Linked DNA regions of Homo sapiens: region 2 is linked to region 1. The links are chromatin loops, found by intact Hi-C in ENCODE. Cell type or tissue: Calu3. All regions are shown on one strand. Each heading gives the region's core, and the rest is flanking DNA. Links, peaks and the distances in the headings are about the cores only.

Region 1 (8,438 bases), core at 1,549-6,548:
AAAGAACCAGGTATAAATGGCAGTGTAAATATACAAATCATCTTGGTTTCTTTTAAATATTACCAAACAAATATGATCCTAGGACTAAGGCAGAAATTAGGGGGAAAAAGTCTCATAGCTTCTTTGTTGGTGATTAAGGGACCCTGAGGTAAAAAAAAAAAAAAGAAAGAAAGAAAGAAAGAAAAAAACCAACAAAAATCAAGAAGCAATGCTCAAGGTAATAAGTGCTTTCATGTTTCCAGTTCTCATATCTGAGGGCACTGGATCAAGCTAAAGGACAAAGAGATAAGGACAATATTGCAAGTTACAAACAAATGGCAGATAAAAGAGCTCTTCTGGGTTCTGATTAAGTGACAGCATTCTACACATTCTTTTGACTTGAGAAAGTCAGACTAAGAGCAGCGGCTAAGTTCCATGTGAAGCCCCGCTAAATAAGCGTATCTGCATGCTTTCACATTCTGGCAGGACAGGATTCCTCCCCTTTCATTGAACAGAGACATGTTCTCTGGGCTCACAGCAATAATGCGCCTCTGCTTCAACTTCCATAAAAAAGCATAAATGTATATGCTGAAAGCACAGAGAAGTTTTGTGCTTTGGGACGAGGTGGCTGGGAGCCAATGTTTACAATCCCCTGGGTGGGGAAGGCAGGCTGAAAGGCTCAGGACGGCAGGCTTTAAAAGTCTTTGCTGTTGCCGCCAGTGACCTTCGCCTCTGTTTTCAAAGCAGCTCTCACGTTAACCCCTTGGATTCTGTGTGCACTGGAGCTGCACAAAGGAAATACCTTTCTTTGAAGGACACCTCTCTCACGCACATCGGTTTCTGATTTCAGTTGGAGCAGCTCAGAAACACTGGATTAAGAAAGAAGCATGTATTCAATCTGCTGTCAGACCCACGGACATGTCAGCGGTATTGGATCTGGGTTTCGGAGTGTGCTCTGTTGTACAAAGTGAAAGTTTCCAGCTTTAGGCAATGGACTCAAGGTTATAAACCAGGGGATTGTGAAACATGAGCATATTTGGTCTCCAGGGGAGAAGGAAGCATCCAATTTATGCAGAAATGCTCTTTTCCCAGCTAGCCAATGAGAGGCGAGGCTACAAGAGTGGGCTTCCTATTGGGATCTCCTGACTAGAAGAATGGTGCTTAAAATTAAAGACAGGCTAAATTGCTAACAGGCCAACTTAAAAAGCAGCTGAAGAGAAAACACCAATTGTAAAAATGAAAAGGGAGTTTTCCCGTTATGAAATCAAAGCTGACCACATTTAGCTTATTATTATATGTTGTTGTTTCACGGGGAAAGAATTAATAATCTTTTATTCTTAATGCTAAGAAGATCCTACAAAATCTTACCATATATGTGTATTTTTTTAATAGTCTTTACTAAGTTACTCAAATGATGATATTCAAGAGTGGTATTATTTAAGGCCTCAAAATGTTTTCAGGACACAAGATTTACTTTGAAAAAACTGGTTTGATATGTCAGGGACCAGATCAAATGATTTACTTTGAAAAAACTGGTTCGATATGTCAGGGACTAGAACAAACGCTTTGGTCTATGAGAAATTTTGTGGATTTAAAGATGTTTGTCATCTAAACATTGATCATCATGGACAGTGTCACCCCTTTATTGAATGGACAGCATATGGAATCCTGGGGTCATGAATTGTGCAATTCTAATATTCAGAGTCTATGAACTCCTAACACATTTCCTGTCTTCAAGAGGATTAAGATTTCTGGAGAAGAAAATGAAAAGCAACATACACCAGAAAATTTAACCGATTCGCAAAAAAGTCATTAAGTCTTACTAAAATCATCCAATCAAATATGAGACAGGAATGAGAGAGAGAATTTTCTCTTCACATTTGGAGATGAAGCCTGGCCTCTACGTTACCAGGCAGCCATCTATAATGTCACAAAGTACATGTATACTATAGCTGGAAGTCATCTTAGGAATATTTGAGAGAACTGTTTTTCAGGACTAATAATTGGCTCTTAATAAGTGCTTCGGAAGACAGTTAATAACATTTCAGCTTCTCGAAGAATGCTTAATAGTAATCATAACTATCGGCCTGGCTTTCATTACAGACCAAACAACCTGTTCCTTGTTATCTATTGTGGAAGTCAATGGTGATTAAGTAAATATATTTTACTCTAATGCAGAAACTGACTAGAAGGAATGTTTTGAGAAGCTCAAAGAAACCCCAGAGCTGCACAACAGAGAAGACATAGCCAAAGAAAAACAGTCGAAGTTTATCAAGAGTCTTCCGTACGCCTGGCACTTCACTAAGGACTTCACACATTTTATGTTACTTAAACATAAAAACTTGTGAGATAGGCACATAATTTTTTACCCATATTTTAGGTAAGATACTGATATTCAAACATGTTAATAACTACAGTAGTCCCACAACTAGCCACTTGTCAGAGATACAATCCAAACCCAGGTCTAACTCCAGAGTCTGCAAGTAACCACTGAGTATGACAACCATGCAGGCAGACAGCCCTCTACCACTGCAGAGAAGCCCCCGGGAAACATATTTCACAGCTCTAACCAATTGGTGTACATTGCAATTACTATTTTATTGGGGACTCCAAGGCATGTCAATCTTTTAAGAAGGAGGCTGTGTTCAGTTGGAGATTTTTCATCGTATTACTGAATTAAAAGTCACATATGACTTCTATCAGAGGTGAAGAAGCTGCAATACTTGGTTTCTGCAATAGATTTACTAACATTTATATATTAATTTCACATTTTAAATGGAATCTAAAAGTAGCAGATGAAATTATGCTATCACAAATTTTCATGTTTTACAAGCCAGTTGGAAAATGTTTTATTCACAGGCTACAGGATCCATATTCTCATCATTCCCAGTCTGGGCCCCTCACTCCTACCCAAAGCTTTTAAGATGTTGTTTCTTATTTGTCTCCATAAATGAATCTTGTCTTAAAAAAAAAACTGCTGTGAAATCAAAGAAAATAATTGTTGCCATCTTTTACAGTAATGACATGTCACTTAAAAAGTTTTCAGCTTAGACTCCGTTTTCTGAAGCAGCTTCTATGAACTAATAACCTAACAGCTCTCCATGAACTTTAATTATTGCAATAGAATTATTAGGCACCACCAGTTACAACTGAACTCCTCCACACACAGTATAAAGTTAAAACTGTACAAATGAAGCCAAAATATGCACAGCTAAAAGGAATGTTACAGGGGGGCCTCTCTTAGCGAACAAAGCAAGCTCAGTTTGGCTCTTTTTCCCTCGCGCTACCACATCCGCACATCGTTAGCTGGAAAATTCCTGATATATGCTGTAATTTTTTGTGCTTTTTTTTCCCCCAGTACACTTGAGGCTTTAATGTCCAGATGCCATTTTCCCCCTTATCTGTCCCTGTTTGGGGTTCTGCCAGCTATGGTCAACAATTAATACAGCCGAAGAAAAAATACAGTACGCTCCCTGGCAACTGGTACAGCCTTGCAGGAAATACCAAATAAAAACTTGATTATGTATTGTTTAACCATTTTGTTTGCCTGTAGGCCACCCTGTCGTCGGTGTAATTCAGACGAGCATGCTTCATCTGGACGGTCTGTGCACTGCACCATTGTTCCCAGAGTCTGTCACGCACAATCACTGGCTTCAGCCTGTGGCCCTCTAAATGAAAGGAGCAGATTTGTGGCAGCTTTCCAACCTGCATTCCTTTTAATTAGTCAACTTGTGGCCCAATGTTATAATAGATAAGTAACCTCTTAATATTCATGTAATTAATTTATTTTTTTCTCATTCAGTTATAAGCCTTTGCATGGTGGAAAAAAGGCTTTTTCCTATATGGGCTCTGGCTTATGAAATAAGCATGCTACTATTATAAAGAACATCAGAGACCATGTCTCAATGATTCTCCAGGAGGACAATTCCAGAAACCACAGTATGCCCATAACTATATTTTAAGCATATTATTTTTGCATTTAAAATAGTAACTGATATCTTCCTTTTGCATGAATTTGATGTATGTAAGATGAATCATCTTGCCAACTTCAACTGGGCTGATAAATTTTAACTAATAACTTAGTTCACTATCAGAGAGACAGAAAGCTTTCACATTTTAGGATCCCTTTTAAAGCAAGGCTGACATGAAAAGTGGCCAGGAGTTCCCAAAGTACTAGGAAGTCCTCTACTCTAGACCTCGATTAAGTCAATAATTAAACTGCTGATGCTGTTAGCTATTAGCACATGATGAACCTTTAAAAAGATAAGTTGATTTCTATAAATACTAATAATGCCTCTTGGTAACAGGAATCAGAATGGCTTCTAAAAGCTCCATATTTAAGTTCTTTCAACTATTTACATTTTTCTACTAAACCAAATTCTCCTCAAAGGCAGTAACATCATTTTTACTTATTTCATGTCCTCATGGACAATACACATGGTGGGTGAAATACAGATATATCTGTACTACTCTCACATATTCTTAGTAGCACTTCTCATGAGATTTATGAGACATTTACAATGTCACATCAACAATTAATTCATTCATTCATACATATACAAATGTGCCTACTAGGTGACAAGCATTGGATCTCAGTTGCAAAGATGACACACAGATGATGAAGTCATCATATCTGTTCTCAAAAGCTCACAGCTGAGCAGAGGAGGCAGACATGTAACTTACCAATTGCACAAGCTCTGTGCGAGGTAGACGTAAATAATTTAAAAGCCTGGATTCAAATCCTGTCTCCTCTTTTATGAGCTACATCACCTTGGCTAAATAGCTTAACCTCTCCATGCCTCTGTTTCCTCACCTGCAAGATGGAGAATCATAGTACCTGCTTAATAGGGCAACTGGAGAATTATATGGATAAGGTACATAAAGTACTCTGCAGGTGCCTGGCTCTATAAACTTTAGCTATCAGCAAATGTTATATACACATCAACTCCACAGGGGTGAGGCGGGGTGCAGGATAGGGGTATCTAGTGTTAGAGGCTTCAGCGAGGAGGGGCAAGGGCATGACTGGTAGAGAGAGCAACATGAGCAAAAGTTGAGGAGTATGAAACTGCATGGACCAGATAACAGGACCCCAAGTGTTACTTGACAGAGCTAGGACTTTATCCTGAGGAGAAGGGGAGGTACTAAAGGGTTTTATGCAGGGCGTGTATGTCAGATATGCATTATTCTACATTTGCATTCTGGTAACTGTGTAGGATTGAAATTGGAGATGATCCTGAAGGCAGGGATCTCAATGAAAAGGCTGCAATGATCCAGATGCTCTGGGAGGAAGATGTATAAAACCACAGCAGTAGGAGAGGAAAGGCAGGAAGAATAACTTTAAACGAGTCAAATGAAGGAGAAAGAAAGATTAACTGAATCTAGGATAAGTCCCAGGTTTCTGGCCTGGGTGGCCAGGTAGATGGTGAGGCCATCAGCCTGAATAGGGACCCAGAAGGGAATGACTGGAAGGCTTGCTACTTAGGATGATATTCAGAAAGATATTTGGGTCTGGGGCTCAAGGGAGTGGACCGAGTTGGACATACATGAGTTCCCTGCCTCCAGGATTACCTCCACAGCGGAGGAGACTGTTGAAGGAGATAGCATGTACAGGCTATGTGCCATAGGGCAGGACCTTTGAGGAAGGCAGAGGTGGGCAATCAGTGGAGAGGAGTGAGAGACGTGGAAGGAAAAGCAGGATACCACGATGTCACAGAAGTCAAGGTGGATATTTACAAGAAATAACGAATAGAGAAGCATGCATGTACCCGAAGATGCCAAACAAGGTGAGGTCTTTAGAATATCCACTGCGGTAACATGATGGCAGCAGAAGGCTGCCTGCACAAAATTGAAGGGTTAATGACATCCAGAGTGAAGTCCTTAGTTACAGAAGAAAAGAGGCAGACGACAGAGACAACTGAAGCTGCTCTCTCTGCCTACCATGCCTTTCCCACTTGCCTCTAACTCTGCCCAGAACCTCTGGCCCCTTTAAGGCTTCTTTGGAAAATAGTGGGTACAGACTGTGCTTGAAGGCATGGGGGCAGCAAAGACATGATGGAACCAGGATCCGGAGAGGATCAAAGTGGATGGGATCAAGCGCCCAGGTAGTGAGATTAGAAGAGCACTGACTCCAAGGCTACAGACTCAGAAGTGAAGATGAGCACAGAAAAATATAGATTAATTTGCAAGTATATGTTGTAGAGATGCACTGATGGAATTCACATTCAAAGGTTTATTCACTTGATTAAAATACAAACAATATTATCATTAACAGGGGCAATCTCTGGTTTGTGAAGTCTAAAGCTTACACACTTTTTTTTTTTTTTGAGACGGAGTCTCGCTCTGTCGCCCAGGCTGGAGTGTAGTGGTGCGATCTCCACTCACTGCAAGCTCCGCCTCCCGGGTTCAGGCCATTCTCCTGCCTCAGCCTCCCGAGTAGCTGGGACTACAGGCGCCTGCAACCACACCCGGCTAATTTTTTGTATTTTTAGTAGAGACAGGATTTCACCGTGTTAGCCAGGACGGTCTCGATCTCCTAACCTTGTGATCCGCCCGCCTGGGCCTCCCAAAGTGCTGGGATTACAGGTGTGAGCCACCGCGCCCAGCCAAAAAAAATATGGAATGCTTCACGAATTTGCGTGTCATCCTTGCGCAGGGGCCATGCTAATCTTCTCTGTATCGTTCTAATTTTAGTACATGTGCTGCCGAAGCGAGCACCTCACACACTTTTAAAAAGCTGACAAATACCACAAAATGCAGAAATAAAATCACAATATTTTGATTAATAAACGGACACCTCCACTAGGAAACTCACTTGCCCTGTGTTATTTTTGAGCACATACTCGTTGACTGTCTTTCATCTGACAGCAATTTTTGAAATATTTTCTACAGGAAGATAACATGGTTGATCAAAGATTATTTTTATCAACAGCTGTGATGCAGAAAACATGTCACTTCACATGTGATCACTGTTGGTGGTAGTGCTACAGGTTTTAGCCATAATCAAATAGAATATTGATAAAATCTATTTTGGCTGATTCTTATAAGGCTGATTCTTTCCTTATAGAAGAAAAATTGCATGGTTATTTCTATCATTAAATATGTTGCATTATCAAGTATATTCTTTTTTTTTTTTTTTTTTTTTTTTTTTTTTGAGACAGAGTCTTACTCTGTCGCCCAGGCTGGAGTGCAGTGGCATGATCTCGGCTCACTTCAACCTCTGCCTCCTGGGTTCAAGTGATTGTCCTGTCTTAGCCTCCCGAGTAGCTGGGATTACAGGTGTGTACCACCATGCCCAGCTAATTTTTGTATTTTTGGTAAAGACGGGATTTCGCCATGTTGGCCAGGCTGGTCTTGAACTCCTGAGCTCAGATGATCCACCTGCCTCGGCCCCCTAATGTGCTGGGATTACAGGCATGAGCTACCATGGTCAGCCTCAAATATATTTTCTTATTATGAAAAAACTTCCATCTTAACTAGGCATTGATGAGAATAGAAACATTTGCTTTCAAGGTACATGTCTGTTGCCTTGAAGAATTCTCCTCAGACTAGCCTTTGGCTCAGTATGTTTCAAACCTTGTTTCTCCTCCACTACCCACAGACTTTGGTGCCAGAGACCATAGGACATGGTCATATTGTGAAATGACCTCTGAATCCCAGGTAAGTCAGCACAGTGCTGGTGGAAGTGAATTCCTGGAGGCCATTTCTACACGGGGGTAGCCAGGCATAACTATGTTAAGGGGTTTCTCAATCTGGGCACTTTTGGCATTTGGAGCCAGGCAATTCTCTACTGCAGGGGGCTGTCCTGTGTATTGTAGGATGTTTAATGGTATCCCTAGGCTTCCATCCACTGGATGTCAGTAGCAACATCCCTCTCCCCCATATTGTAACAACCCAAAATGTCTCCAGGCATCGATGAGTGTCCCCTGGGGGATAAAATCATCCCTAATCGAGACCCACTGATATATATGTAACCAGTGAACCCCATATAGAGCTTATAAAACCCAAATGAACTCAACATCCCCTTAGCCAGATCTCAAAAATGCCCATGGTCACTCCATTGCCACCTGACACGAGAACTGTGATGGGTGAGGTGGAAGGTTAATCAGCTGCATTTAAAATAGCTCACCTCCACAATTAAAAAAAAAAACACCAGATGACCATATTGCTAGAGCCTCTCCCATAACCTTGGTATGCGATGGGAGCTGAAAGTGAGGAGCTCTGAAGCTTAAAACTCATTAGACACAGATAAATCCACTTCTGATCATAATTTTAGTCATAAGCAATGACATATTTTTAAAAATTCTCTTTTTATACTGCATAACTAATGATATGACATGTTTCATACACATACTGCAAATCTCAAGATAGGTAAAAATACATTTCAAATGACCTCATTAATCATTATAATATGACCTATGGTTAAGTAAAGCACAAAACAAGTATTCTCAATTCTCTAGATA
Region 2 (8,438 bases), core at 1,513-6,512, 48 kb after region 1:
AGATCATGGCATTGCACTCCAGCCTGGGTGACAAAAGCGAAATTCTGTCTCAAAGAAAAAAATAAATAAATAAAATAAAAATAAATAAAAATAATAATAAAAAAAGAACTCCAGCAACTCAATTAGAAAAAGACACACAAGAGCGAAATTCTGTCTCAAAAAAGAAAGAACTCCATCAACTAAATTAGAAAAAGACACACAATCCAATATTTAAAAATGGGTTAAAGATGTGAACAGGCACTTCACAAAAGGGGAAACCCAAAGTCCAGTAGCTTGTAAAAAGGTTAACCTCATTAATCATCAGTGAATTGAAAATTAAAAGCACAATAAGATATCATTACAATGGTTTAAACTGACTATATCAAGAGTTGACAAAGATGGAGAGCAGTCACATACACTGATGGTGAAACACAAATGGTCTATCCACTTGGGAAACATTTTGGCAGAGAGAGGAACAAAAATTCATCTCACAGACAAGATGCTCAGTAAAAGAAGCTATACACAAAAAGCACATACTTTTTATATGAAATAAGTCAGTGTAGTGATTACATCTGGGGGAGGGAGTTATAGACTGGGGAAGGCATAAGGAAGACTGGAATGTTCTGTATCTTGATCTGGATGGTTACACTAGTAAAACATCATCAAACTGTATGCTTGAGATTAGTGCACCCACTTTATTCTACATCTCTTATTCTGCAACTAAAAAAAAAATTTATTGTCTTTCCAATATTTGTCCAAATCTGGGAAGTTATTCAGTACAGGTATGCTATTCAGGACCTCCCTGGCAGGCTAATCATTAGATGTTTCATGGACTGGCACAGAGACTGTATTAGTCTGTTCTCACACTGCTAATAAAGACGTATCAGAGACTGGGTAACTTACAAAGAGTAAGAGGTTTAATGGACTCACAGCTCCACATGGCTGGGGAGGCCTCACAATCATGGCGGAAGGCAAAGGAGGAGAAAAGTCACATGTTACATGGCAGCAGGGAAGAGATAATGAAAGCCAAGCAAAATGGGCTTCCCCTTATAAAATCATCAGATCTCGTGAGACTTACTCATTACCACTAGAACAGTATGAGGGAAACTGCCCCCATGATTCACTTAACTCCCAACGGGTCTTTCTCACAACACATGGGAATTATAGGAGCTACAATTCAAGGTGAGATTTGGGTGGGGACACAGCCAAACCATAACAGAGACCTCAGTTTTCCTTTGGGATCTGTTGCTGCTTCTTAGTAGTACTTTACCTAATTTCCATTTACATCAGTTTACTCATTGGTAAATGGGAGGATACTATGTTTGTCTCATACACTATTAATCAGGTAATATGCATGTGTGTAACTGCTTTGAAAAGTAAAACTATTATATGAATGTACACATTATTATTTTACAGCATTTGGAAGAATCCAAATTTCTCCAAGTAATGTTAAATATGTAACATTTTTATCACTGCCAACTCCCTGGACAGTTCTCAATTTCTTGAAACACGAAGAGTGGAAAGTTTGTAAGTAAGACAAAAAGTGTATAGTCATCTTCCTTTCACTCTATAGTACACTGCAAGAGACTCAAGGTATAGGCTTTATGGTCCTAACTCTTACCTTTCTCGCTGGGCGACCTTGGGTAATTTTGTGTATTTTATTTTTAATTGACAAATAATAACTATATATATATTCATGAGGTGCAATGTGATGTTTTGATAAATGTATAAATTGTGGAATGATTAAATCAAGCTAATTAACATGTCCATTTTATCGAATCTAAATCTTAATGTACTACTAAAAAAGACAAATGACTGTCAAACTGACATGACACAATTTCTTATCATTCAGAAGTTTTAATTATGCCCATTAAAAGGGCTCTTGCAGACTTCTTCACATTTGGATTTTATCTATCATTCTTGAACATACATTAAAAATTAAATTTGAAATGAAATAATTTGATGAAGGTATTCCAAGAATTTCTTCACATTCAGAGTCCTGCTCTTTCACATCCTTTTCTACTCAGAGTTGTTAGATGTCTGTGTTTTCCACACAATTTTGTCTTCTGTCCCATGAAGGGCACTGATGACAGAGCAGTAGAACTCTACTATGACCTCGAGGATTTTCATGCCTGCCATTGAGTAACTCTGCAAGTTTCAGGCACGTGGGCAGGCAATCACCACTGGATCAGGACTGATGCCTGCGAACAGTGACTTCAAAATGTGTTCTGTTTTCAAAGGCCCATTTGTGAAAAAATGGGCATCTTAGAACTGATCAAATGTGGTACTTCGCTCTTTGAACCTCTTTAATAAAATAATATTTATCTTCACAGGATATGATAAAGATTAAATTAGATAAGGTTGAGGGTAGAGTATTTGAGTTTGAAAATAACTTTCCATGAAAAAATTTTAAATGTAGCCGCTATTTCCAGGAACCTGTGTTGCTGATAAGTCTGCTGCTTTTTCACTTTGGGCCCCAAATCTGCTTCATACTATATTTATCAATCCAGCCATCCAATAAACACTGAATATACAGCAAAAGAATGAAAATTTAACTAAGCACTATTTTTATTTGCTAAATCTGGCAAACTTATCACCTACCCTAATCTTAGTCTCTTCCAAAGAGGTAGTCCCTATTATCAGTTTGTTGTATATTCTTCCAGGTTTGGTTCTGTGAATTATATGAGATATACATGTACTTCAGATAAATGGAACCAACCAGACCGTACCTACAGTCCAAAAAATGGCTTTCCCCCAACTCAACACTGTGCCTTAAAGATAATTTCTTATAGGTCTATGTCATTCTTTTTAATTGTCACATAGTATTCTATACATAGCAGTCTATTCAGCCATCCCTCTACTAATGAACTTAGATTATTTCCATTTTTTCCATTATAATTAATGCTACAGCAAATTTTCTTATTCATGCCTCCTTTTGCCCTTGTACCAGGATTTCTCTGAGAAGTGAGAAGTCTCAGTCGCTGAACATATGTATTTTTAATATTAAAAGATACTTCCAGATTACCTCCAAAATGCTTTAAAGGCAAAGCATCCCTAATCTGAAAATCCAAAATCCAAAATGCTCCAAAATCTAAAACCTCTTGAATGCCAACATGATGTCACAAGTGGAAAATTCCACGTTTAAGTACTTAACACAAACTTTGTTTCATGCACAGAAGTATAAATATTGTATAAAATTACCTTCAGGCTATGTGTATAAAGCATAAATGAAAAATAATTTTGTGTTTAGACTTGGGACCTATCCCAAAGATGTCTCATTATATATACACAAATATTCCAAAATCTGAAAAAATACAAAATCCAAAACACAGTTCTGGTCCTAAGCATTTCAGATAAGAGATACTCAATCTGTTCCAATTTATAATCCCAACAGTTGGTGTACGAGACTATCCATTTCTTAACAGTCTCACCAACACCTGACATTATAAAACTTTTTATTTTTTTTGCTTGCCTCAATATGATGGGGGAAATATTTACTATCATTTTACTTTTCATTTCTCTTATTGTAGTGAGATTTGGGCATTTTTTCATACTTCTTAACCAGTTATTTTTCTATATGCTCACAACTTATTATTTTAATAACCTAAAATCAGTATCAATTTTGCTGGATTGTATTTTGTAGAATCTATCTTTTTCCTATCTTTAAAAAAACACAGAATATTTCTCACTTCTAGTATTGTGGCACCTCTCCTAGATTCCATGACTCCTCAAAGGTTACATGGGGCTCAGAAGTTGCAGCCACAAGTTATTGCAGTGCCCTGAGATATACCTTCCTATTCCAGGCCAAATTCAACAAGACTAAACTATATAATCACCTTCCCCAAACTGATAATTAACTTACCTATTTCTGCTTTTCCTTTACTCCGGACAATGAGTAACCAAGTCCTGTCAAGTCTTCTCAATTTCTCATTTCCTTCCAATTAATCATCATTGCCCCACTCCAGGTACAGGCCCTGATTATTTCATTCCCAAACCAGAGGACCATTCTCTTTGACTGATCTCCTGTTGTAATTTCTCCTAAACGAGCACACTGCTACCAGATTAATCAGCTGAAAACACAACAATGGTATCAGCCACCCACCCAAGAGCTGCCTAATTTGAGTTTGAAACACAGTGCCTCCACAATCAAGTCCACTTCTCTCCTGCTTAACTGGCTTCTTGCACTCATCTCTCCAGATGTACCCAGCCTAATGGTGTCTTTCCCCAAGTGGAAACCAGCAAATCTTGAGCAAGACTTCAAATCTCTGGCTTCTGCTGGCTTGTGTCACTCATGCCTCAGAGTAACAGCTTCAATATTCTAAAAAAATTGCCACTTTCTTTAGGAAGCCAGTCCTTATTTTTCCCTCTTCTGAATTCCTGTGGCTTTTGTCATTTGTAACACACTGTATTCGTCATAAACTGCCTTATGTGGTGGCTATTTCTCTATGTATCTCATTCTCCCTTTCTAGATTTTAAATTATCTACAAGCTGTGTGTCCACATTAACATGCTGCTGCACAAGGACTTACAGAATAAATAAGATATAAAACTAGGTTGTATTTCTTTGCTAGGTAGGCTTTCTTGTTCCCATATAAAGCAGGCCAATAAAAGGTGATGTATTTTAAATACATCAAATATTAGAACATTCTAAAAATTACCATTTCAATTTCATCAGCTACCATCAGGAAAGAATTGAGGGAAAATGCGCAGATGGTAATATACTATATTATTCCCAGGGCTTTTACTTTTTAAGTGTTTCAATACACAATGGAAAATTCTTAAAATTAAATCTCTAAACTTATTGTGTGTTCTAATGGCATACTGCATGTTCTATACTCAGAACTTTTACAGATAACAGGTTACAGAATATGGCTTTCCAGAGAATCTGAAGATTTTCAATAGTATTTCAAGAAGCAACTATTATATCATCAGCAAGAAGGAGCAGGAAATGCAAAAAAGGCATTTTATAGTCAACAAACGCTCAAACCAGAAGGAAGAAAGGCCTTTAGGGACACCAAGTAGATCAAGTCATTTTGGCGGGCCATTAAAGGCTCCATGCAAAATCTAGCTGACATCACTTTAGGCAATTTTGATATGCCAGTATTATTACTGGTCAGACCCTTGGTATAGTTCTATGATCAGTTGAAAAGCACATGGACGTAACTAGAAAATACACAAGAGAAGAATCTCCATCCTTTATATCATAGAATGCTGAACTGTCTACAAAATACTTTCTACATTTTAACTCATTTGACTTGCATATTTTAATCCTTGTTTTATGGATAAGAAAACTAGGGCTCAGAAAAGTCAAGTGACTTGCTCAAGTCACATGGCTAGTAACCAGGTGTCTTGTTGCTAGGGACTCTCTTTCATAACATAGAATAAATAAAATGAAATAAGCAGATGGTGTCTTTTGGCCTTAAGACCTCTCAGTACTACAGTACTTCCTTAAATCTAGTTGAGGCACTGCTTCCTGAGGCCCCATGGAAGGCAAATATATGACTACTCATATCCCACTCCCATTCCCCATCCACACCTATAGAATTAATGAATGTGATTTTGCAACTTAAGATCAAGTGAGCCAGGGGTGGTGGCACATGCCTGAAATCCCAACACGGCTGGGCGCGATGGCTCACACCTGTAATCCCAGCATGTGGGAGGCCGAGGTGGGCATATCACAAGGTCAGGAGTTTGAGACTAGCCTGACCAACATGGTGAAACACCATCTCTACTAAAAATACAAAACTTAGCCAGGCGTGGTGGCGCATGCCTGTAATCCCAGCTACTCGGGGGGCTGAGGCAGGAGAATTGCTTGAACCTGGGAGGCGGAGGTTGTGGTGAGCTGAGATCACACCACTGCACTACAGCCTGGGTAACAGAGGGAGACTCTGCCTAAAAAAAAAAAAAAAAAAAGAAATCCCAGCACTTTGGGAGGCTGAGCCAGGAGAATTGCCTAGGCCCAGGAGTTTGAAATTAGCCTGGGCAACATAGCGAGACCCTGTCTCTACAAAAAAAATTAAAAAGTTAGCTTGGTGTGGTAGTGTGCACCTGTAGTTTCAGCTACTTGGGAGGATTGCTTCAGCCCAGGAGTTCAAGGCTGCAGTGAGCTATGATCTCACCATTGCATTCTAGCCTGAGTAATGGAAATGTCTCTGTCTGACAAAAACAAAAACAAACCAAAAACCAAAACCAAACAAACAAAAGATCAACTGAGAAAAAACAGATGCCAATGTCCAAAACCAAACCTGAAATTCTTCAGGGTATTCATATCAAATTCTCATTCCTATAATCACATGTACATTTTTGATCCTCTGAACCTCTTTTCCACTTATATCTCATAGGGAACTTCTGACTGCTCTGCAGCACTTGGTGGGTGTGTCCTGTAAGTTTTTGAAGGCATTCTGCTGTACTGATTTGTAGCCTTCTTTAGTCCTGTGAGGGTATGCAATAAATGTTTACCAAATTGAATAAAAGCCACATGTTTATTCAACATACACCCTTATTTGACAAATACGCAAGTGATTACCAGGGAAATAGGATAATAACTTTGATAGTGCATAGTGAGCACTACTGAAATGAAATGCAGAGACATAAATGATTACAATTCTTCATGGAGAAAAAATATATACTGTACTTGGAATGAGGCTCTAGTTGAGGAGAATAAAATGTTAAGAATGAAAGTTCTAGTGAAGAGAGCATTACTGATTCTGGGGTAGGTCAGTCAAATGAGGGCAAAGTTCAAACTAACATTGTTTTTAGAGCAATGTACAAGCAAGTATAGTAACACATTCAAACCAGTAATAAGATGTTTTAAATATAGGTCTTTATTCTAGGAAATAATTCTACATGAGTGAGAAAAACACATTTATATGGCTTTTGGAAAGTCCACCGAACTAGAATAATAGGAACTTGGTTACAGTCCTAGCACAGTACTAACTGCATGACTTTGGGCAACTCACCACCCTCTTCGGGACCCACTTCCTTAAACATAAAGTGGGGAGAGGCTGGGCTACATATATTCCAAGGAATTTTCCAACTCTAAAAATGTTATAATTTCACTGATTTGTGTATAAGTGATACCTTCAGGACTCTAAAATGGCCTCCTGAGTAGGTTAAAAATGATTCCTCCAGTTTTGGTTACAATCCTAATTTGTGGATTCCACTTTGATCAACCTTGCCAGCTTCTCAAGATTTCAATTTGGGTTGCCACTACGCCATATTTTGAAAATTACAAGAAAGAGTAAAACGGGAATGGGCTGACTTTACATGATCTATGAGTCACAGTGATAAAACCTTATTGTAACAAGCCATTTCTAAACAAAAGTAACACAAATAAATGAATTTACGTCACAATGTGGAAGGCAAACCTTTTTCAGCATCCTAGTCACCTTTTGAGACCTGATGGAATGACCTGACAGAACAACTGGAATGCTGGTTTTGAAAATGTCTTGTTATAGTCACAGTGTGATCTGAATTGGTTTTTGCAAGCCTTTCTTTGGCTTAATTCAGTTTTCGCAATATAAAAATTTACCTGGCATAAAGGAAGTTTTTAAAAAAAGGATTTAATGATACTTAATGACAGAGTTTTCAACAGCTAATAAGCCATTCATTCCTAGGTTTTGAGGCAGAACATGGATTACCAGCTAAACTACTACACGATTTATTTCCTGTACAGACGTCATATTTGATCATTACAAGAATTGATAATAAAAGTTATGACTTGGGAGGTCTTCGTATTTTTTTACAAAGGAAATAGACACAGATTCTAATATATACAAAACACTAACTAGACAAATTCCTGGAGTGCTTTCTGAATTGCCAAGAGGAACAACGTCATATAAAAATTCCTTCGAAATGCTAAAATTCCATTTCTAGTGGTCTCTCATAATCTTCCTTTGTTCTCAAATAAAGGTGTAAAATATTTTGTCACACAAGAAAAACTGCTAAGAAGTCTTAAGGTGATGATGAATCTCCTACTTTGGATACTAGATTATTGCTGATATTTTAAGAAGAAAAGAAGTGTTCGAGATACATTTTGTCTTGAACTAAGTTGGGCTCTAATTCACAATTGTGTTAAAGTTCATGTATCATGTGTAAAAGTTGTACATCATACCCTCAGATTTTTTTTAAGCAGGATTTTTTCATTGGAGAGAAGATAATTTAACTGGAGACTATCCTAATTCAATGATAACAATACAGCAAAAGTAACCATAAACAGGTAACAATTAACAGAGATCTGTGAGGAAACAGCATAAAAACTGTTATCACATACGCAGTTTTATTAACTTTTTGCAAATAAATTAGGCTGTATCTTTGTAAAGCACACAGTATGTATTCCTCAATGGTTGTAAAGTAAATATGCAGTGATAAGAGTATATTCTCCTTAACTCTGAAAATAATTTTAGGGATGTTAAGCAAACAACAATATATTTTATGAATGGCCAAAATCTAATGAAAAAC

The links. A loop is a pair of places that touch in the nucleus more often than their neighbours do. Peaks named below come from ENCODE experiments on the same cell type or tissue, not always from the same donor. Only the 100,000 strongest peaks of a DNase experiment are listed, where the experiment ranks them.
Region 2: it touches region 1 in a loop (3-fold over the local background); 7 of 110 quality-filtered maps call a loop at or near these places.

What each region holds. Positions count from the first base shown.
Region 1 is chr7:92,695,122-92,703,559 of GRCh38, forward strand. All of the region lies in intron 4 of CDK6 (cyclin dependent kinase 6), which reads right to left. It also overlaps the pseudogene RNU6-10P. Among named protein-coding and RNA genes, the nearest start is that of FAM133B, 110 kb to the left of the region's middle. RefSeq lists an enhancer at 279-1,478. In Calu3, for the core only: no CTCF peak of the experiment used is centred there; a DNase peak (open chromatin) is centred at 3,500.
Region 2 is chr7:92,743,326-92,751,763 of GRCh38, forward strand. All of the region lies in intron 3 of CDK6 (cyclin dependent kinase 6), which reads right to left. Among named protein-coding and RNA genes, the nearest start is that of CDK6-AS1, 89 kb to the right of the region's middle. In Calu3, for the core only: no CTCF peak of the experiment used is centred there; no DNase peak of the experiment used is centred there.